Linked DNA regions of Homo sapiens: region 1 is linked to region 2. Evidence: read pairs that join two places in POLR2A ChIA-PET (ENCODE). Cell type or tissue: OCI-LY7. All regions are shown on one strand. Links, peaks and the distances in the headings refer to the core of each region. The heading gives the core; the rest is flanking DNA.

Region 1 (11,769 bases), core at 2,346-10,345, 110 kb after region 2:
GCTATCTTGGGTTGGCATGTTTGTGGTCAGAGGGCGGTTTATCTTAGGGTTGGAATGTTTTTGGTTATGGTGACATTAGCCATTAGGCTGATGTTTTGGGGCTGGATTTAGGTGGTTTTTTTTAAATCAAGGGGAACTTAAAATGGTGGCATTTGTCCAAGATAGCAATGCTACTGCTCTGTCAATCCAGTCCCTATAGTTATAAAAAGAACTAGGGGCGGCATTTTCTTTTTGGCTACTTCCTGCTGAGGGGCGGCAGGCGGAGAGTTCTTTGGTCTTGGATTGATTATAGGAGTAAGACTGTCTGTAGATGTTTTTGGGTAATTGTCTGTGAGTTGGCCATGATCCTGTCAGTTAAAAATCTTTGAAAAGGTTTAATTAAGCACAGTAAGAACATTAGTCCTAGACGATCATTAGGAGAGGCCCCAGGAATGGGATGACCCATGTTAGGATTTTGTTCCTAAACCAAAAATCTATTTGGTTGTTTTGGTATTCCCTTAGCTTTTTAGCCCTTTCCTTAAGTTTTTCAGCAGCGTCTCTTACTAGGCCTGATTGGTTGAGATAGAAGCAATGTTCCTCACTCAATGAGAGACAGAGGCCCCTTTTTCAGCCGTTATAAGATCTAATCCCCATCTATTTTGGAGGACTACTCCAGCCAAGGAGTGTAGTTGGTCTTGGACTCTTATAAGGCTTCAGGCTATATCTTCTAATGAACCCTGTAGTTCTGTCAAAAGAGCTTTAAAGTATGTTAAGAAGGTGACCAATCTGCCTGCTCCCAATCCAAGCCCAGAGGTTATACCTAAGGCAGCCATCGAAGAAATGACTTGGATGGCCCTCCTTTTTCTAACATATTGGACAGATGGAATGGGTAAAGATTGATTAGGAGTAACTAGTCCAATGGAGGGAGAAAGATAAGCTAGGGTACAGGTTCCAATCCAGTTGGTGGGGAGACAAAGATATGTGTGGGTGCCACACAAAAAGAACAAGCCTTTGTCGTAAATACAAGAGGAAATGTGGAAAGAAAATAAGTGAATTAAAGATAGGGTGTTTCTTTCCCGTGGTTCATTACTCCAGGTGGACAAGGAGGAGGTCAGGGAGACACCCGCTGTAGTAGGGATATAGGAAGAGTTATTTCTTACACATTTAGTGTGATCGGATGTTGCACCATTGATATTGAGCCACAGAAAAAGGTGAGCATCAGGGACAGCACAAGTTAGGCCAGAGGCATTGGTTGAGGGAGAGGCTGTAAAACGAGCCGGTTGCAGAAATGCTCCGTTTGCTTCAGATGATACTTGGTAGTCAACCCTGTTAGTCTGAATGGTCAGAGGGGTGTTTAACAAGGAAAGTGCAGTTGCATTGATTAGAAGTTAAGGAACCTACAGGGAAATTTCACTCAGAGGCTGAAAAACAAAGTGAGCCTTCTTGTAAAAGAGCGGTGGGGCCAGGGGTGGTGGCTCATGCCTGTAATCCCAGCACTTTGGGAGGACGAGGCAAGTGGATCACGAGGTCAGTAGTTCAAGACCAGCCTGGCCAGCATGGTGAAACCTCATCTCTCTCTACTAAAAATACAAAAAATTAGCCGGGCATGGTGGCACGCACCTGTAGTCCCAGCTACTTGAGAGGCTGAGGCAGGAGAATTGCTTGAACCCAGCAGGTGGAGGTTGCAGTGAGCCAAGATCGTGCCACTACACTCCAGCCTGAGTGACAGAGTGAGACTCCGTCTCAAAAAAAAAAAAAAAAAGAGGGTATGTTTAGTTTTGGGCCCTTCAATGGGGGCCTTGGGCTTAAGGCATTGTAGGGAGTTATAATAGGTTTGAAATAATTTGTTGGCCTGATTGGCCTTGGAAGTGAGATAATCACTGACCAGGGAGACAGCTCTATCGAAAAAGGAAGCTCCTTTTTGGAGTTTATAAATTAGAGTTATGTTTCCTGTTAAAAGGTCATGAAGGGGTGTAGGAAGGGCTGTGTAAGCTGAGGAAGACAGCGATAAGCACATCCAGCACTCTGGAGCAAAGGAAGAGTTAGGTTGCTGCAGGAGGAATTGTGTAAGGTTTATAGAGCATTCTAGTTTGAGAGCAGTGAGGAGTGGTTGTATTGGTGAGGTTGATGTGATTAGGGAATTTATATTGAAAGAAAGAAGCAAAAAGAGAGAAAAGTTATTTGGGTAGGAGTAAAGTCCTGGAAAGTTCTTTGAAGCCATAGGTCCCATAGAACAGTAAGGAGCTGATCAGGATGTATAATGGGAGCTTTGTAAGGGTACCAATGAAGGTCTGTAACAAGGTTGATTAGGAAGAGATGAAAGTTTGGGAAAGAGACATAAGCGGCTTATGTGGATTTCTCCTCCTTTTCCTCTGGGATTTGGGTGAGGCAAAGAGAAGTGGGTCCTGTGGAGACACAAGAGAAGGCTGAAGGGGTTTTAGATTTGGTTGTTTGGGTATGTGGATGAAGGCAAGTCTGTTTTCTTGAGAGAAGTATAATGAAACCACTGGGGAGTCTCTGGAGTTTTGCTGCCATGGGTGTAGTAAGGATGATCTGGTAAGGTCCCTTCCATTTAGGTGTGAGGGGGCAGTTGGGGGTAGGACTGGGATCTTTTACCAGAACCCAGTCTCCTGGCTGTAGGAAGGGATTAGAGGAGTCAGCGACAGGTTGTGGCAGGTATTTGTCAGCATATTCCAAAATGAAATGGCGATAGTATGTAGAAGAGGGGAAACGAGAGGGATTGGTAGAGGTGGGGCTTGACCCTGAGGTGGAGCAAAAGGGGTTAGTTGTCTCCCATATACGAGTTTAAAAGGGCTGAGCATTAAAGGTTTATGTGGTAGTGCCCAAATTTTTAGAAGGGCTAAAGGCAAAAGTGTAACCCAGTCTTTATGTGTTTGGAGTGAGTACCTGGTGAGGGTGCTTTTTAGAATGCCATCCATTTTTTCAACCTTTCCTGAAGATTGAGGTCGATAGGGGATGTGTAGCTTCCGGGTGATTTTTAGGGCTTGTGCAAGTGTTTGAGTAATCTGAGAAATGAATTCAGGACCATTATCAGATTGAAAAGAAAGAGGCACCCTGAGCCTGGGGATGATTCCTGTTATTAATTTGGAGGTGACAGTAGAAGCTCATTTGTGGGTTGGGGGAAAAGCCTCAACCCATCCTGAAAAGGTATCAACCAGAACTAAAAGAAATTGAACCCTTTTTACTGGGGGCATATGGGTAAAATCAATTTGCCAATCCTGTCCTGGAAGATTTCCCCTGGTTTGATGTGTTGGGAAAGAAGGTGATCTAGTGTTGGAGTGAGGTGAATCTTTTTGGCAAATAGAGCATTGATGGGAAATGGCTTTTAACTGTTCCTTTATATCTGGGGTTATGTGTATATGGGAACTTAAGAAATGTTGTAGAGAGGGAATGGCTAGTGTGGAAGAGGTTGTGAATGTTCCATAGAAGAGTTGTTTTTTCAGGGTCAGGTAGGACTAATTTGTTTTGTATGAACCAATATGGGGTTTGAATTGTGCCCCCGCCATGATTAGTTGTTGTGTTTGGTGTTCTGGACAAAAGGAGGGGATATGTTGTATGAGGGGAAATAGGTACTGGGGAATTGGGTCATTGGTTGAGGTGTGTTTTGCCCAGTAGTCAGCCTCATGGTTCCCTAAAGAAATGTGGCTTTTGTCTGATTCATGTCCTTTGCAAAGGATAACCGCAACGTTTTCTAGAAGTAGAGTTGCCTTTAATAGATGATGAATGAGTTTTCCATTAATGATAGGGGTTCCCTTACCTGTGAGATAGCCCTGCTCACTCCAAATTTGGACATTGGAGTGGATGATATTGTAGGCATATTTAGAATCAGTGTATATTTTAACTTGTGTGTTTTTTGCTAGGGTTAGTGCTCTTATTAGCACTAATTCTGCTTGTTGGGGGATGTGTCCAAAGGCAAGGGGGCAGCCTCTGTGACTCTTCTAGGTGGGAGAAAGTGGGTACCATCATGATATCCTTCAATGATGGCGTATCCCTGTTGGAGGGGATAGATTTTTGATGCACTGCCATTCAAAAACCACTCTGGGGCTCCTTTCTTGTGAGTGGAAGTAAGGTGGTGAAACATGGTGAGGGAACTTTCAATTAAATCAGAGCATGAGTGTTACTCAGGGTCCAAAATTGGTGTTGAAGGTAAAAGAGGGGCGGGATTATGAGGAGAGCATCTATGAAGAGAGATAGAGGGTTGAAGGAGGGTTGAATGTAGGACTTGCGTGTGAGAGGATGAGATGGAGGTGAGTGCCTTATGGCTGAGTGTATCTTGTAGATTGTGAGAAGAAAATATCTGAAAGGGTTCGTAGAATGTGAGTTTTTGTGCCTCAGAGATAATTAAAGAGGCTGTGGACAAAATTTTCAAGCAAAGGGGCCAGTTTTTATAAATGGGGTCTAGTTGTTTTGAAAAATATGCCACTTGGCTTGGGAGTCTCCCATGGATTGGGCTGATAGTCCAAGGGCCTGATAATGTGAACTGTGTAAATATAGATGAAAAGGTCTTAGGGGATTTGGAAGGCCTACAGCAGGGGCCTGTAATAAGGCATGTTTTAGGCAAGAGAAAGCATGATAAAGGTCTGGGGTGGGAGTGAGTGGTTGGTCAAGATTTCCTTTTTACATATAATAAATGTACATAGCATTTATTATATGACAGACACTGTGGAAAAAACCACAGTGAGTAATGCATATAGGTATTGGCCCCATGTGGGGTATCATGACAAACCTGCCATTGGCATATCTGGTCTTCATACCTACCATTCTAAGATGTTTTGTGGGTTTGCTTGCGTGAGGGAATCTGGCCATGCCCAGAAAAGACACACCATAGCTGATGGGGGCCGGAAGGGTCTTGATTACCTTGCAGATGCTAAATAAACCCACTAATCCAAGGAAGGAAAGTAAGTCCCTTTTTGTTTTAGGAAATGGGATTTGTTGAACACCTTGCTTTCATGCCGGCAGCATTTCTTGGGTATTTGGAGTTATGATCAGTCCTAAGTATGAAACTTTTGGAGATGTTAATTGGGCCTTCCTTTTGTATACCCAGTACCTGCATTCAGCCAAAAAATTTAAAAGCTTGATGATATGTTGAATACAACTAGAGAGGGGCTGCAAGAGACAGACCTTGTCTCAAAAACAAAACAAAACAAAAAACCTAAATCATTCTTCCTAAAGGTCACATTATATTCCATACAATGTGGATGTATCACAGTTTGTTCATTCATTTCCTTTGATGGACATTCACTGTTTCTAGCTCTTTGCCGCTATGGACAATGCTATAACAAATATGTTTGCATGTATGTTTGTGCCAGTGAGATAGATTTCTGAGAGTGGAGTTGTTGAGTCGACAGGTGTATGCATTTTATTTTTCAGAGAACTTTTGTTTACTTAACAAGAATGTACATAGCATTTATTATATGACAGACAGTGTTTTCAGCATTTCTCAAATATTAACTCATTTATTAATCCACATTGCCTTCCAAAACAAGCCATAACACTTTATGTTTCCACCAATAGGTATGATGACATTTTTCTCATATCCCACTAGCAGGTAACAGTATGATTCCTTTTAACTTTTGCCAATCAGATGGATACCAAGTACAGGTTGAGGTCCCTTACCCAAAATGCTTGGAGCCAAAAGTGTTTCAGATTTTGTTTTGGAATATTTGCATTACCCTCTGGGCATCATGTGGGCCTTCTAGACATTTTCAACAATATCTTTATGCCACAAGAGAGAGAATAAGCAGAAAAAACTACAGTGAGTAATGCATATAGGTATTGGCCCCATGTGGGGTATCATGACAAACCTGCCATTGGCATATCTGGTCTTCATACCTACCATTCTAAGACCTTTTGTGGGTTTGCTTGCGTGAGGGAATCTGGCCATGCACAGAAAAGATACATCATAGCTGATGGGGGCCGGGAGGGTCTTGATTACCTTGCAGATGCTAAATAAACCGTGCAGTTGACATCTGCGTTTTGACTGAGATCTGTCACATGAGGTCAGTGTGGAATTTCCCATTTAGAGTGTCATGTCCACACTCAAAGTTTCTGATTTTGGAGCATTTCAGATTTTCAGATTAGAAATGCTTAACCTGTAATATCTTACTGTTACTGTAGCCTGTATTTCCCTAACTCTAGTGAATTTAAGTGTCTTTTCATATGTTTGTGGGTCTTTGGATTTATTTTTCTCTATCCCCTTGCAATTCATATTGGTTGCACATTTTCTGTTGGGTTTTTGGTCATTTTTCTTGTCAATTTGTAAGAGCTCTTCATCTGTTTTTTAAAAATCAACCCCTTTTCTATCATATGCTTTATTATTATTTTCAAATCTACTGTTATTGACTTTGTTTATGATTGGTTTTGTCTTAAATTTAAAAAATTTTTTATATAATCAAACATGGCTACCTTTACTTTATCGCTTGTAGGTTTCTATTGATCATGTAGTTACCTAGATTTCTTGCCTAGAGTTTTAAAATTTATATCTAAGCCTTTTATTCATCTGCAGTGTATTTTCATATGTAGTATAAGACAGAGTCTTTTTAAATTTTCTTCCAGAAAGTAGTCAGTTGTTAATTAAATGGCCCATTTCTTTCCTCCTGAATTAAATTACCACATTTGTCTACGTGAACATCTCCTCAGAATCTAACTCTATATCCATACTTGTAGAGGTTTGATTATTGTGGCTTTAGTTTCCGATTATCTGGTAGGGCAAATCTCCCTTATTGTTTTTCTTTCTCATAGTTTTCTTAACTAAGAGTTTTTCCCCTATATTTTCTGTTACTTACTTGTTAGAACTATTCCTAAAGAATGTATAGTTTATGTCAACATTATATATGCATAAATATGTTCCCATTCTTATTTTTAGTTGGTTCCTATTAAGGTAGAAAAAAAGCTATTGTGGGCTGGGAGCAGTGGCTCACACCTATAATCCTAGCACTTTGGGGGGCCAAGGCGGGAGGGTCACTTGCAATCAGGAGTTAGAGACCAGCCTGGCCAACATGGTGAAACCCTGTCTCTACTAAAAATACAAAAATTAGCTGGGCATGGTGGCACGCACGTGTAATCCCAGCTACTCGAGTAGCCACTGGTACCCATGCCACTGTACTCCAGCCTGGGGACAGAGCGAGACTCTGTCTCAAAAAAATAAAAAAGAAGGCAAAACAATTACAAGACATATTAAGAGAGTGTGATAAGATATAGGATGCTACATAGATACACAAAAAACAATAGCTTTTTTCTTTTTCTTTTTTTTTTTTTTGTCACCTAGGCTGGAGTACAGTGGCGCAATCTCGGCTCACTGCAACCTCTGCCTCCCGGGTTCAAGTGATTCTCATGCTTCAGCCTCCTGAGTAGCTGGGACTACAGGTGTGTGCCATCACGCTCAGCTAATTTTTTATATTTTTGGTAGAGACGAGTTTCACTATATTGACCAGGTTTGTCTCAAACTTCTGGCCTCAAGAGATCCTCCTGCCTTGGCCTCCCAAAGTTCTGGGATTACAGGCATGAGCCATCACGCCCAGCCTGTTTTGCCTTCTTAATTATCTTGAGTTTTCTAAATATGCAACCATATCAAAAGACATGTTTTTATTTTTTCTTTTCTGATATTTATACTTACTAGTTAACTTTTTTTCTTCTTGCATTTGCTAAAATATCTAAAATAATATTAAATAATAATGATGGTGCAGGTATCTATCTGTTTCTTGACTAAAATGCTTTCAGTAGTGTCTCTATATAAGATAATATTTGCTATTGGTTTCTGGTAGTTTTTGTCAGTTTAAATTTTTTCATGCCTACTTAGAATTTTTATTAGGAATGGCTGCTGAATTTTATCAATTATCATTTGAACAGCTGCTGATGTTTTTCTTCTGTAGTTTATCAGTGTAATGGATTAGGTTACTGGGATTTGGATATTGAACCACTCTTGCAGTTGTGGAATAAACCTTGCTGTTCATTGTATTTTACTCTTGATATAATGAAGACCTATATAAGCTAATATTTTATTTATAATTTGTATTTCTAAATCATAAGTGAAATTAGTCTATAATTATAATTGTAATTAACAAATATTACTCTATCCTTTTTTCTTTCTTATGTTTTGATATTAAAATTGTATTGGCTTCAAAATGTGAATTTAAAAGATTTTTATATGGCTTGGAGTAGCTAAACCTGCATTCCTAATCAGCATCTAGGTGGTATTAATACTACAGTCCTCGGACACACTTTGAGTAGCAAGGGTTTAAATAATTTAACATTGGGCCGGGTGCAGTGGCTCATGCCTTTAGTCCCAGCTACTTGGAAGGCTGAGACAGGAAGAACAGTTGAGGTCAGAGTTTGAGACTGTAGCGTGCAGTGATCATGCCTGTGAATAGCCACCGCACTCCAGCCTAGGCAACATAGCCAGACCCTGTCTCTTAAAAAAAAATCACTTAACATTGGAATTATCAGACCTTTAGAGGTAAATTATCAGAACTTTAGAGCTTAGCTGAAACTCAGCTACATATGTACAACTATTATATATCAATTTTAAAACCAAAAAATGTACAACTATTATATATCAGTTAAAAAAGGAAAAACAAACTCAACTCTAAGGCCATCTGGCCCTAAGGTCTTTTCAATAGTAAACGTCCAAGCACTTTACCATTACTTCTGTAATAATTGGTCCATTCATGTAATAATTTGTCCATTCACATTTTTCCTCTCTTCTTGGATGAATTTAAATAGTCTGTATTTTGCAAAAAAAAATCATACGTTTCCTATAGCTTTTCATATTCACTGTCATAGCATTGGCTGTGGTGACTCTCTTGAATCTTTTAATCGACTTCAGCTTCCTAATCTCTTTTTTTCTTTTTTCCCTCTTCAAACTTGTAAGCTGTTTATTTTATTAGTCTATCCAATAAACATTTGGAGTTATTTTCAGTAGATTTCACATATTTTCCCTCCTACTGTTCTTTATTCTTTCTTTTTTCTAAATCATTAATTCTAAATTTGACTTTTGTCAATGTCAATTTCCTGATTTCTGTTTCTAAATTTTTTTTTTTTTTTTTTTTGAGACAGAGTCTCACTCTGTCACCCAGGTTGGAGTGCAGTGGCACGATCTTGGCTCACTACAAGCTCCACCTACTGGGTTCACGCCATTCTCCTGCCTTAGCCTCCTGAGTAGCTGGGACTACAGGCACCCGCCACCATGCCCAGCTAATTTTTTTTTTTTTTGTATTTTTTTTAGTAGATACGGGGTTTCACCGTGTTAGCCAGGATGGTCTCGATCTCCTGACCTTATGATCTGTCCGACTCGGACTCCCAAAGTGCTGGGATTACAGGCATGAGCCACTGCGCCCAGCCTCTTTCTAAATTTTTGAGAGGAATAGTTAGTTCCTTTATTTTTTGGCTTTATTTTTCAGTTGCAAGGCATTTGAGAACTCCAAATATTCTCTGAGTACCATTCTCAGGGTCCTGTCTGGTGCAATAGAAAGTAATTTCCTTTTCATTGGTTTCTAGATACTTTGCGAGTCCTCTTTTACTTCCTTTTTGATCCAAGACTTATCTAAGAGTTTGCTCTTTAATTTCTAAATACATAAAGTTTTTTAGGTCATTTTTATCATGTATGTGAAATTTTTCAGTTTTTGATTTGAGAATATGACCTATAAATTATGTTGTTGTTGTTGTTAAAGCTTTCGTTGTGACCAAGCATATCAAAATTGGCTGCACTTAGGATTTTTCAGCTACATAAGCCAAGAAACTTCCTTATTGCTTAATACTCTGTGACTTGCATTAGAAAGAGTCCTGATTGATACAACTGTTGGCTGGTGTGTCAGGCCAGAAGTGCGGGAACCGTCTTCTTCCCTCTTCCTTACTGTGCACAGCAGGTGTGGCAAGTCGGCACATTCTACTTCCTCAATTTCTTTTCACCCTGGTTCCTTTTTTCACTCCTCTAATTCGAAGGGAGGGGCAGGAGAGAGGGTAGGAGAATGAATATTTGTTGAGTACCTGTTAAATTCTTATAGACTGTGCTATGACTTGTGAACTTTTTAACCCTGACAACAACCCCATGAGAAATCTAAAGCCCAGAAACAGTGAATAGCTAGTTCAAGGTCACACAGTGAGTGGTGATACCAACTCCAGAGGCCGCATTTAACGCCACAGTGCCATACTGTCTAGACAAATGTTTGCTGAATGGCTGATACCTATAAAGGCAATGCCTACTGAACTTGCTCCAGTCAACGCCCTACATGGCATTGGCCTACTCAGTCTTTTCCGAAGACAGCAATGACCCTAAAGCAGTCTAATCATTGTCAGGAGTCACACACACACATCTGTCCTCTCCCGTTTTTCTCAGGGAGTCTGTCGTCAACCACTAAATCTACCTATTCTCTGCCCAAAGCTTGCTGAGCCTGTTTGCAGAGAAAGGAGTCACACTAGCCAGGTTAGGGCCATGCCAATGGCCTGGAGATTTTCCCAGCATTAATTCACAGACACACACACACACACACACACACACACACACACACACACACACACACACACAATCTAGTCTACCAATCTGACTCCTTAAAAATCTAGCTGTCTACTGAGTCTTTCCTGAATGGCCCTGTAAAAATATTTCTACCCCCATTCCTGGGCTCCTTACAATGTCCACTAGAATGTTTATTGTTTGTTCCTCAAATCTGCTGAGCTCACGCTGGGATGGTGGCCCTAGACCCAGAGGCTTCTCCCCACACAGCCAGCACCTGTTCTTCCTTTGGGTCTCGCTCAGCTTCAGGGGCCTTTTCTGCCCATCCCACCTGACATAGGCCCCACTTCCTTCCACCAACTTATTCAGAATCTCAGCCTGTTGATGGCTTCCTTTGAAGCCTTTAGAACAACATGCAACTATTTGTTTCACTTGTGTGCTTACTGCAGGTTTGTTTGTATTCAAATATATCTGTCTTGTGTCTTTCTCCTTTAGTGGAATGGAATCAAATGGGCATCTTGAGAGCAGGAAACCTCCTTGTTGCCATTGTATCCCTAGAGCCTCACATAGGCTTCAGGTGTGTATATAGTAGGTGTTCAATATATATTTGTTGAATTAATGAAAAAAAGAATCTGAGACTTTGAACCTGAAGAGCTGATTTTATCCCTGTCACTGATGATCTGGTGGGTCCCTTTTAAGCTGCGTGATTGGAACAAATGGGTGAAATCCCCAAACTCTGGATCCGTCTCCATTTAATAGACTTTGGTTTGTCTCTGAATGATTTTTATATTCTTTTCCTATTTTGTGTGGCTGGCTTAGACCACAGTTCTAAAGGCATTTTATTTTATTTTATTTTATTTTATTTGTTTATTTATTTATTTATTTTTGAGACAGAGTCACTCTGTTGCCCACACTGGAGTGCGATAGCACAATCTCACCTCACTGCAGCATTGACCTCCTAAGCTCAAGTAATCCTCCTGCCTCAGCCTCCTGAGTAGCTGGGACCACAGGCACGCACCACTACACCTGGCTAATTTAAACAATTTTTTTTGTAGATACAGGGTCTCACCACGTTGGTCTTGAACTGTTGGCCTCAAGCAATGCTCTCGCCTTAGCTTTCCAAAGTGCTAGGATTACAGGCTTGAGCTACCAAGCTCAGCCTTTGAAGGCTTTTTTTTTTTTTTTTTTTTTTTTTTTTTGAGACGGAGTCTCGCTCAGTCGGCCAGGCTGGAGTGCAGTGGCACGATCTTGGCTTACTGCAAGCTCCGCCTACCGGGTTCACGCCATTCTCCTGCCTCAGCCTCCGGAATAACTGAGACTAC
Region 2 (11,769 bases), core at 2,016-10,015:
CTACTAAAAATACAAAAATTAGCCAGGCATGGTGGCGGGCGCCTGTAGTCCCAGCTACTCAGGAGGCAGGCAGGAGAATTACTTGAATCTGGGAGGCAGAGGTTGTGGTGAGCCGAGATTGCGCCACCGCACGCTAGCCTGGGCGACAAAGTGAGACTCTGTCTCAAAAAAACAAAAACAAAAAACAAACAAACAAAAAACAACAACAACAAAAAAACGGGTGTCCCAGAAGATACAGGTAAGTTTTCTAACACAGGTCCTCTTGTATGGTGCGTTCCACTTAAGTAGAAGATGACAAAAACATTTGTCATGAGAATATAGACTCACATTTTAAACCTGTTTGAGCAGGAAAAGGAAGCAGTGTTACAGATGTAATTCCGGGTGTGACTGCAGAAAGGATGACTCCCTTATTAAAGTAGTCATCCTGAGTGAGCTAACTCTTTGTACTTCCTCTTCTCCTCCTGTTCCCCTCATCACCCCATTCTTCCGTTGCCTACACCCAGGCCCACATTGGATGCTGACATAGACTTACATGGTACAGTCCAAGGGAAAGATCTGCCATTTTTTTCAATGTGTCATCTTGGTTATCTTCATTCCAAGGATCTCTCCACTCTTTATACAGTAAGAGATGAGAGTCTGGAAAGGATTGGGAATAAGATAATGAATTGTAAGTTTTAAATTGTTCTTCGTATTTTGAGTAAGGAGTAGGCTAGGTGGTCCTTCTGTTTTTTTTGTTTTTTTTTTTTAAAGTAGATGTGGCCAGACGTGGTGGCTCACGCCTGTAATCCCAGCACTTTGAGAGGCTGAGGCAGGTGGATCACTTGATGTCAGGAGTTCAAGACTAGCCTGGCCAACACAGTGAAACCCCATCTTTACTAAAAATACAAAAACTAGCCGGGCTTGGTGGCGTCCACCTGTAGTCCCAGCTACTGCAGAGGTGGAGGCAGGAGAATCACTTGAACCCGGGAGGTGGAGGTTGCAGTGAGCCAAGATCATGCCATTGTACTCCAGCCTGGGCGACAGAACAATACTCTGTCTCAAAAAAAAAGAGAAAAGAAAAGAAAAAAAGAATGGATTTGAACTCAGTCGTCAATAGCCTCTATTCCAGGAGATGTTACAGTTGATTATGTTATAGGGGGTGTATAATAGAATTTCGAGCTATGTAAATTCCAAGTGCATTTGGAAGAATGAAGAAATGGAGGAAGGGTAAAGTATGAGTGCAAGCATTCCAGGTTTTTTGAAAATGCTATAATCTTTGTTCAGGGCTAGTACAAAGTGCTATTTAGCTGTAAGGGTTTTTTGTGATTTACAGACAGTTTTCACATGTGTCATTTCAACCTTGGTTTTATGGCGAAGGCATGTGATGGTGCTTGTCCCAGGACTTTAGATCCATATCTGAGGTTCCTGTCGGGCAAAGATATTACCCCTGTTCATATTATAGTCTATAAGTGGGAGAGTTGTGCCTGGAGCTCAAGTCTTATGATTTCTGATCCAGGGCACTTCCTACAACATGATTTTGCAATATAAAAGCCTATAATGTGTGACTAAAGCAGGTCACTCACCCCTTGTAACAGACTCTAGTAATGGTACTGCCACCAAACGGCTGCGTGATATTGGGCAAAGACTTACCTTATTTGAATCTCAGTTTCCTCCTAGAAAAATGAGGGTGGAGGTTAAGCATAGGCTGATGATCCTAAAGCCTCCATACTGCCTTAAACTGTGGCTCTAAGATCCAGTAGAATGCTGGGTCACAGGACTCTAGAGAGCTTTTCAAACCCAAATGTCTGTCATTCCTTGATGGTAGGCAGCAGTTTATGGAAGTGGGTGACACAGCAAATATCAAAATACCTAAAGCAGCTTGCAAGAGTTGTTTCTGCCTAGTGGTCTTTATAGTTAATATTAAATAGTTAATTTTTTTTTTTTTTTTTTTTGAGACAGAGTCTTGCTCTGTTACCCAGGCTGCAGTGCAGTGGCACAATCTCGGCTCACTGCAACCTCCACCTCCCGGGTTTGAGCAATTCTGTCTCAGCCTCCCAAGTAGCTGGGACTACAGGTGCATGCCACTGCACCCAGCTAATTTTTGTATTTTTAGTAGAGACGGGGTTTCACCATATTGGGCAGGCTGGTCTCGAACTCTTGACCTCAGGTGATCCACCTGCCTCAGCCTCCCAAAGTGCTGGGATTACAGGCATGAGCCACTGCACTCAGCTTAAATAGCTAATATTTAATATTATTCTATAGTTATTCAAGTAATTCAGGCCAAAGACTTAGAAACAAAACAAAAAGCCACTTTTAAGGAGAAAGGGTGTAAGTTTGCCAGATAGATAGAGATCTTTCTTTTTTAACTACAAGAGTTCAGGAATGAATTACTCTTTAACAAACGACTATAGATATACATGAAAATTGGAAGGACTTATTATGCATATGATAATCAATTTAAAGACAACACTTAAAATTATATTGTTGCCACTCTCAAAAAGTGGTAATAGAACAGCTAATGGTTTAAAAAGCAGAGTACAGAAGTTCCCAAACTTATGGCACCTTAATATCGCAGAAAACTTTTTAAAGCATGCCTAGGCCACAAAAAATACCTGTATTTTGATTATTAAATTGTAAGGTCTACACAACCTAATAGTAATAGGTCCAATAGTAATGCTGTCCAATAGATGTTGATGTTTTTTTCCTTGCAAACTTAAAAGATCCTACAGTGCCTCTGTAAATAGCACTGCCTGGTTAGAGTTGAATTTCAGATAAATAATTTTTTTCATGTTAATTATTTTTCTTTTCTTTACTTTTTTTTTTGTTTGTTTTTTTGTTTTTTTTTTTGAGACAGGATCTCATTCTGTTGCCCAGGCTGCTGTGCAATGGCATGATCATGGCTCACTGCAGCCTTGACCTCCCTGGGCTCAGGTGATCCTCCCACCTCAGCCTCCCAAGTAGCTAGCTGGGACTACAGGTGCTTACCATCATGCCCGGCTAATTTTTGTGTTTTTTGTAGAGATGTGGTTTTGCCATGTTGCCCAGGCTGGTCTTGAACTCCTGGGCTCAAGTGATCCGCCCGCCTCGGCCTCCCAAAGTGCTAGGATGACAGGCATGAGCCACTGCACCTGGCCCCTGTGCGAAGTATTTCTTAATGGTTACATAGGACATACACTAAACATTATTTATTGTCTATATGAAGTTCAAGTTTAACTAGGTGCCCTGCACTTTTAGTTGCTAAATCCTGTAGCTGTACCCATGCATTCACTGGTGCTCCCCAGCTTGCCTTGCACAGAGTTTGGAAACCATAGTCCTATAACTCTAGGCCAATTTTTTAATGTAAAATTTGATTCATTTTAAATTAATAAATCATAACAGGAATTTTTTTAAAAATTGTTTTAAATATAATTAAAATTATCAAAATATTTTTTAACTGAACTTGTGACTAGAGATATTTAGATTATGAAGAGTGGGGTTTATGCTAACTAATGACAGTCTGGCTATGCATGTGGAGCACTGAGCTATAAATTGTGGCTTCCCCAATTCTCCTGATGTCACTTGAACAAAACCTAAGTGTCAGACCAGAGCTTCTGGTATCTTCCATGGGATTTCATTCAACAGCTGGAGCAAATGAAGTCAGATTGATTTTTTTTAATTTGTCCAATTTTGTTGTCTCAAAAACATAATTATAATCATTTATTAGAACTAGAATTTCTTCAGTTTAACAACAGAAATAGTTATTCATTATGAAAAGCGAATCTGGAGGCCTTCATTGTGGTGCCAATCTAACCATTAAATTGTGACGTTTTTCTTTTAGGAAGCTCTGTAGATGTGCTATACACTTTTGCAAACTGCTCAGGACTGGACTTGATCTTTGGCCTAAATGCGTTATTAAGAACAGCAGATTTGCAGTGGAACAGTTCTAATGCTCAGTTGCTCCTGGACTACTGCTCTTCCAAGGGGTATAACATTTCTTGGGAACTAGGCAATGGTGAGTACCCCAGGGAACAATTCATTAATAAGGAGATCCCCCACTAGCATTATTTCTTTTCTTTTCTTTTTCTTTTTTTTTTTTTTTTTTTTGAGACAGAGTCTCGCACTGCTGCCCAGGCTGGAGTGCAGTGGCGCCACCTCGGCTCACTTGAAGCTCTGCCTCCCAAATTCACGCCATTCTCCTGCCTCAGCCTCCCGAGTAGCTGGGACTACAGGCACCCGCCACCGCGCCCAGCTAATTTTTTTTTTTTTTTTTTTTTTTTTTTTTTTGCATTTTTAGTAGAGACGGGGTTTCACCGTGTTAGCCAGGATGGTCTTGATCTCCTGACCTCGTGATCTGCCCTCCTCGGCCTCCCAAAGTGCTGGGATTACAGGCGTGAGCCACCAGGCCCGGCTAGCATTATTTCTTATGACACTTTTTTTTTTTTTTTTTTGAGACGGAGTCTCGCTCTGTCGCCCAGGCTGGAGTGCAGTGGCGCCATCTCGGCTCACTGCAAGCTCCACCTCCCAGGTTCACGCCATTCTCCTGCCTCAGCCTCCCGAGTAGCTGGGACTACACGCACCCGCCACCACGCCCGGCTAATTTTTTTGTATTTTTAGTAGAGACGGGGTTTCACCGTGTTAGCCAGGATGGTCTCTATCTCCTGACCCCATGATCTGCCCGCCTCGGCGTCCCAAAGTGGTGGGATTACAGGCGTGAGCCACTGCGCCCGGCCAACACTCTTTTTATTATTAGCAAATATACTTCTGCCTGGGCACATTCTTGCAAGTGCTCAACAATGCAACTTTTGGAAGTGCATGTGGCAGAAACTCCTACTGTATTTATTCCAGAACCTATTATTGCTAATCCCAGTTTATGTTACATTTGAAGTGAGAACCAGTTGGAGCCAGCAACGTTCCCAGCTCCAAAGTTCCCTTGAGATTTTCAGAATCACTTAACCCTATTATGCTTGGCAAGCTGGACTCAGCAAAACTGGGAAGTCAGCAGTTTGTTTTATTCATCCCTTCCTTTCTCATTTTCTCAAATGTGTCAGTTAATCTCAGTAACCCCATTGCAACCTTCATTACCTGCCCAAACGGTCTAGAACTTGCCAGTATAGAATCCTACGTGGGTCAAGCTCCTGACTGTCTCCTTCTTCACTCTTTTTTTGCAAAGAACTTGTAAATTTTAACTATAAGTATTCATGATTCGCCACATTTATTCAAAACATAGAGTGCTTTTTCCACATATCAGCCAATGGAAATAAGGATTAAATGGGAAATGAAATGTAGTAATAGGATAAGCACAAGTCTTCTTCCTGCTCAAACTTTTTTTTTTTTTTTTTTTTTTCAGACAAGATCTTGCTCTGTTACCCAGGCTGGAGTGCAGTGGCGTGTTCATAGCTCAATGTAACCTCCAACTCCTGGGCTCATGCAATCTCTCACACCTCAGCCCCCTGATTAGCTAGGACTACACTATGCCTAGCCAATTTTTTTTCTTTTGTCTGGTTGTGTTGCCCAGGCTTGTCTCGATCTCCTGGCCTCAAGTAATCCTCCTGCCTCGGCCTTCTAAAGTGCTGGGATTATAGGCATGAGCCACTGTGCCCGGTCTCAAACCTTTTTTTCCAAAGTAAATGAAGTTATTAGATATGGAATATAGTCTAGTTCCCAGATATCCATATCCATTGGTTTATTACCCTCATTATTAACTTCAAATTGTTTAATAGACCCTCATATCTCAGTTATACAGTTAAAATTTTTGTTTTGTTTTTCTGGAGTATCTTATTTATAACTTTGAGTTTTACTTTACTTATTTATTTTATTTTTTGAGACAGACGCTTGCTCTGTCACTCAGGCTGGAGTGCGGTTGCGTGATCATGGCTCACTATGGCCTCGACCTTCTGGGCTCAAGTGATCCTCTCCCTCAGCCTCCCAAGCTGAGACTACAGGCATGCACCACCACATCTAGCTAATTTTTTTTTTTCCCCATGGAACAGGGCTTTACTATGTTACCCAGAGTGGTCTCAAACTCCTGGCCTCAGGGGATCCTCCTGTCTCAGCCTACCAAAATGCTGGGATTACAGGCATGAGCCATAGCGCCAGACCTGGTTTTACTTTTCTTGACTTTGAATTACAAGTTTTTGTAATTTGGAAAATGTTTTGTTGCTTTTAAATACTGCTATATGTTTGCTTTTAAATACAACATTTCTCGATATATATTTTGAGAATTGCTGTCTTTCAGAACCTAACAGTTTCCTTAAGAAGGCTGATATTTTCATCAATGGGTCGCAGTTAGGAGAAGATTTTATTCAATTGCATAAACTTCTAAGAAAGTCCACCTTCAAAAATGCAAAACTCTATGGTCCTGATGTTGGTCAGCCTCGAAGAAAGACGGCTAAGATGCTGAAGAGGTAGGAACTAGAGGATGCAGAATCACTTTACTTTTCTTCTTTTTCCTTTTGAGACAGAGTCTCACTCTGTCAGCCAGACTGGAGTGCAGTGGTACAATCATGGCTCACTGCAACTTCGACCTCCCAGGCTCAAGCAATCCTCCCATCTCAGTCCCACAAATAGCTGGGACTACAGGTGCACATCACCACACCTGGCTACTTTAAAAAAATTTTTTTGTAGAGATGGGGTCTCCCTGTGTTGCCCAGGCTGGTCTCTTGAATTCCTGTGCTCAAGCCATCCTTCCACCTCAGCCTCCCAGAGTGCCAGGATTACAGGCATGAGCCACCACACCCAGCCACCACTTTTCTTAAAAAAAAAAAAGATTCTCTCTGGTAGACAATCCTCAATAGTCCACATGTTATTAAACAATCTGCTGCCTGAATACATGATTTACCAAAAAAAGGAAATTTTGACGGGTTCAGAATATCAAGGGATCTGAGGCAAATGTCACCTATGATAAAATTTGCTATCAAAATTAGGAAGTTTGTGTTTACCTGATCCTAAAGCAGTAACCAGCCCATTTCTAGGGAATAAAACTCTCATGCGTATATTGTGCATATATATGTATTATATGACTGAGTGATAATAAAATTTTTTTTCTAGCTTCCTGAAGGCTGGTGGAGAAGTGATTGATTCAGTTACATGGCATCAGTAAGTATGTCTCCTATTCTTAATACTAGGAAAGTAAGGCTAGCTTTATTTATTACCTAGTATTCAAAAAGTTAGTTCATTTAACTGCCAATTGACTGCAGTTCAAATAAGAAACAAATAGTGTCTCAAGTAGCACTGTACTCCAATTTTAATATTAATAAAAAAAATTTAAAGTTATTTTAAATAATGTAGTGGTTTCTATAAAGATCACTTTATACAGAAGAACAGTGCCAATTAACCCATGGAACATATAAGTAGCTAAAACCAATTGCTTGCCAAAGAACCAGTAACCCAGGAGTACATGTACTTGCCACTGTGTTTTTTCAAGACAGAGTAACTGATTTCTAGTTACTTGCATAGAATGGACTCCTCCTCATAACTCCCTTCCATCTTGGTCTTTCCCTAGTAGAACTTCTACCTTTTTTTAGTAACAGGTGAGTGGGAGAGGTAAGAAGGAGAATAAGGTCAGCAATTAACCTAAAAGCAGAAAGTAAAATTTGTTATTTTTTTTCTGAATATTTTCTGTGTAATTTAGCTACTATTTGAATGGACGGACTGCTACCAAGGAAGATTTTCTAAACCCTGATGTATTGGACATTTTTATTTCATCTGTGCAAAAAGTTTTCCAGGTAATAGTCTTTTTAAACTTTTTAATGTAAAACCAGAATCCTTATTTTATAGTCTAGCTAGTTCTAAATTCTATAGGTATGTATATTTACATGTTTTTCTAATTTTAGAGAACAAGCACTATGACTTATCCACTGTTAGTTTTCCCCTTAGCATTGGGTCTTACCCCATGTACGTGATTAGAAATTTGAAATATTTCCAATAGCCTTTAGTAGAATTAACTCACATAGATGATAAGAATGGGTTGGTTCACTTCATGTTCCTTCCACAGCCTACTATTTCAATAAAAGAAAGTTTCCCAAGACCTAAATGACTATGAACATATTTTATAACTATATAGGAGGGGTGGGTCTAGGAATACAAAGTTTTGAATGCTGTTAATCTTCAACACCACAGTTGAAACCACAGGTCAGCTTTTTTGCAATTACCATGGATACTTTTCTGTTCTATAGGTGGTTGAGAGCACCAGGCCTGGCAAGAAGGTCTGGTTAGGAGAAACAAGCTCTGCATATGGAGGCGGAGCGCCCTTGCTATCCGACACCTTTGCAGCTGGCTTTATGTGAGTGAAGCAGCGCTGGCCTTAGGGGTCAGAGTGCAGCTCTTCTCCATCCTTCTATTCTGCTGAAATAGCTCCCCAGCCAAAAAGCAGATCAAAGACCATTTCAGTGGCTGAGCCCCAAAATTCATGCCAGATTTTGCAAGAAAATGATTTACTAAAGCTTGAGGGACATCTTTAACAAGTGTTCCAAATTAATCACTATAAGGATGAATTGTTTCAGAAATTTTGGCCTTTAATTATGGCCCATAAATATGTCAAGTAGTCCTTACTCTAAAGAAGTACACTGTAAAAGAATGCATATAGCCGGATATGGTAGTTCCCTGTAATCCCAATACTTTGGGAGGCCAAGGTGGGAGGATTGCTTGAGCCCAGGAGTTTGAGGCTGCAGTGAGTTATGATGGTGCCACTGCACTCTAGACTGGGCAACAGAGTGAGACTGTCTTTTTTTTTCCCCTCTGTCACCCAGACTGGAGGGCAGTGGCACGATCTCACCTCACTGCAACCTCTGCCTCCCGGATTGAAGCGATTCTCCTGCCTCAGCGTCCTGAGTAGCTGGGACTACAGGAGTATCACCGCACTGGGCTAATTTTTGTATTTTTAGTAGAGACGGGGTTTTGACATGTTGCCCAGGCTGGTCTGAAACCCGTGAGCTCAAGTGATCTGCCTACCTCAGCCTTCCAAAATGCTGGGATTACGGACATGAGCCACCACGCCCGGCCACACCCTGTCTCTTAAAAAAAAAAAAAAATGCAAGTTAGAGCATATTACAGCTTTGTCTCTCAGGAGGATACTTAGTGTATGTAGCTATAATTCATAGATTCCCAAGAAGTTTAGAGCCTAAAGTATGAGGTCCCACCAGAGGGGCTATCATTAAATTTAAAGATTTGTTAAATCATCTCATTGTCCAACACCACAAACTTGATTGCTTTAAAATACTGGTTTAGTTACATTTAGTAACTCTATTAGTGCTTTTAATCTATACTGCTATATCCTCACATTGAGATTTTTTTTCTTTTCTCTTCCATCTTCATTCTTTTTTCTCTCATCCTCATTCTTATAAGCCTAGAATACATCACAAATCCTTTATGCCCATGGAAGCAAGAGGAATAAAGAATGGAGATGTTTGTTTTGCCATTAACTAAAGATCTGGGGTGTCGGGGAGAAGGGGGATAGAGAAGGAGAAGTGGGAAGAGGTGTCCATAATAGCTTAGGTGCAATTCTGCTTATTTTACATTTTACCCCCGCTGACTGCCACTTTTTCTTCAGCCCTCACACATTGTTTGTGCAGGGACCTCATAGGACCAGGAATTGTCTATAGAGGTGGGAATTTGTCTCACCCTGAAAGGGATACCTCTAGCATGGTAATAGTCTTCTAGGATTTGTTATCATATGGAAAGATGTAAAGGGAGGGATTCTGCTGCTGCTGCTGCTGCTGCATGCAGTTGCCATTTCATTTAAATGACTTATTTATAATTGATGACACTTTTCTGGCTTCCTGTTAATTCCTCCCTCAAAGATCAATAAACCAGAACCAGGCATGGTGGCATGCACTTGTGGTCCTGTAACCACCCAACAGGTTCACCTTGCCTGCTGTCTAGATAGAGCCAATTATCAAGACAGGGGAATTGCAAAGGAGAAAGAGTAATTTATGCAGAGCCAGCTGTGCAGGAGACCAGAGTTTTATTATTACTCAAATCAGTCTCCCCGAACATTCGAGGATCAGAGCTTTTAAGGATAATTTGGCCGGTAGGGGCTTAGGAAGTGGAGAGTGCTGGTTGGTCAGGTTGGAGATGGAATCACAGGGAGTGGAAGTGAGGTTTTCTTGCTGTCTTCTGTTCCTGGATGGGATGGCAGAACTGGTTGGGCCAGATTACCGGTCTGGGTGGTCTCAAATGATCCACCCAGTTCAGGGTCTGCAAGATATCTCAAGCACTGATCTTAGGTTTTACAACAGTGATGTTATCCCCAGGAACAATTTGGGGAGGTTCAGACTCTTGGAGCCAGAGGCTGCATTATCCCTAAACCGTAATCTCTAATGTTGTAGCTAATTTGTTAGTCCTGCAAAGGTAGACTTGTCCCCAGGCAAGAAGGGGGTCTTTTCAGAAAAGGGCTATTATCATTTTTGTTTCAGAGTCAAACCATGAACTGAATTTCTTCCCAAAGTTAGTTCAGCCTACACCCAGGAATGAAGAAGGACAGCTTAAAGGTTAGAAGCAAGATGGAGTCAATGAGGTCTGATCTCTTTCACTGTCATAATTTCCTCAGTTATAATTTTTGCAAAGGCGGTTTCAGTCCCAGCTACTTGGGAGGCTGAGACAGGAGGATTAATGGAGCCCAGGAGTTTGAGGTTGCAGAGAGCTATGATCACGCCACTGCACTCCAGCCTGGGTGACAGAGTGAGACCCTGTCTCTAAATAAATAAATAAGTAAATAAATAAATACATAAATAAAATCAAGATGGTGTGCAATTAGAATTGAGCGATTTTGTTTCCAAACCTCAAGAAAGCTTGGTCTTGCTCTGTCCCAGGTGGCTGGATAAATTGGGCCTGTCAGCCCGAATGGGAATAGAAGTGGTGATGAGGCAAGTATTCTTTGGAGCAGGAAACTACCATTTAGTGGATGAAAACTTCGATCCTTTACCTGTAAGTGACCATTATTTTCCTAATTCTAGTGGAGTAGATTAAAGTCAACTCAGGACCTCTGGTGTTAACCTCCTATGAACAGTCAGTCCTCTCAGTAACTAGCCAAATCATGAGATGATGAATTAGAAGGAGCCTTAGATAGCATCCAATCTAACATTTTTTTGTGTGTTTGAAGAGAAGAAATCAAGAGCTAGGAATAACTTTTTAAAGGTAAGCCATTTGCAGTATAGTGTGGATTTTGTTTAAAAGGGGATAATTTGAAATTTTATGACTCATTATACAAGACAAAATAAGTTGGATTTTCAAATGTTTTACAAAGTAAATCAAAGTTATAATTGCCTACAGTACGCAAAGCTTCAAAACATTTTTTATGTTATGAAATTGTAATTTATTTAACCTTAAAATGAGCCAGTACCATGTGTTTGCTTAAAAATCTCATGCTAAGAATTTACTATGTTGTTAATAATCTTCAAGATATTTATGAATAAAGTCTTATTTCTAATCCTTCCTCCAACTGTATCTGGTGCTAAATCAGGAAATGTTTCTTCCCAAAAAGCCTCGTGGAAGATCTGTATGTCTAAATATATGTCAGGGATAATACAGATGTAGCCCTGAGAAGCATGACCTTGATTTTTATAGTCTAAAATGTCATTTGCAGATATATATTTTCTAAGAATAATTCCTAAAAGAATTATTTGAATGTTGTAGGAAAGCTAAGAAATTTTGCAAAGAGCGTACGTGAAAATATAAGCTAGGCTTTTGTGGTTTGTGGATAGACTTCCCAACAAAATTGCTTTTTATCTATAGTGATCCAAGCTTGTGGAACATATTAGTCATCTTTTTTTAGAAAATTCTTAGAAAAGTGATCTTGCAAAAATGGAATTTATC

Evidence for each region. Peaks named below come from ENCODE experiments on the same cell type or tissue, not always from the same donor. Only the 100,000 strongest peaks of a DNase experiment are listed, where the experiment ranks them.
Region 1: POLR2A ChIA-PET joins it to region 2 with 12 read pairs; 2 of 35 experiments call an interaction of 5 or more read pairs at or near these places.

What each region holds. Positions count from the first base shown.
Region 1 is chr4:83,196,127-83,207,895 of GRCh38, reverse strand. It overlaps LOC124900167 (a long non-coding RNA gene), which reads left to right and starts at 7,324. Exons shown (of 5, transcript XR_007058167.1): 1 at 7,324-7,365; 2 at 10,943-11,024. RefSeq lists an enhancer at 10,057-10,176. In OCI-LY7, for the core only: no CTCF peak of the experiment used is centred there; a DNase peak (open chromatin) is centred at 9,875.
Region 2 is chr4:83,305,315-83,317,083 of GRCh38, reverse strand. HPSE (heparanase) reads left to right here. Exons shown (of 12, transcript NM_001098540.3): 4 at 3,797-3,970; 5 at 6,194-6,362; 6 at 7,006-7,053; 7 at 7,589-7,682; 8 at 8,133-8,239; 9 at 10,767-10,881. LOC105377313 (a long non-coding RNA gene) reads right to left here and starts at 2,990. Exons shown (of 3, transcript XR_938944.2): 1 at 2,965-2,990; 2 at 533-636; 3 at 245-336. RefSeq lists an enhancer at 1-1,007. In OCI-LY7, for the core only: no CTCF peak of the experiment used is centred there; no DNase peak of the experiment used is centred there.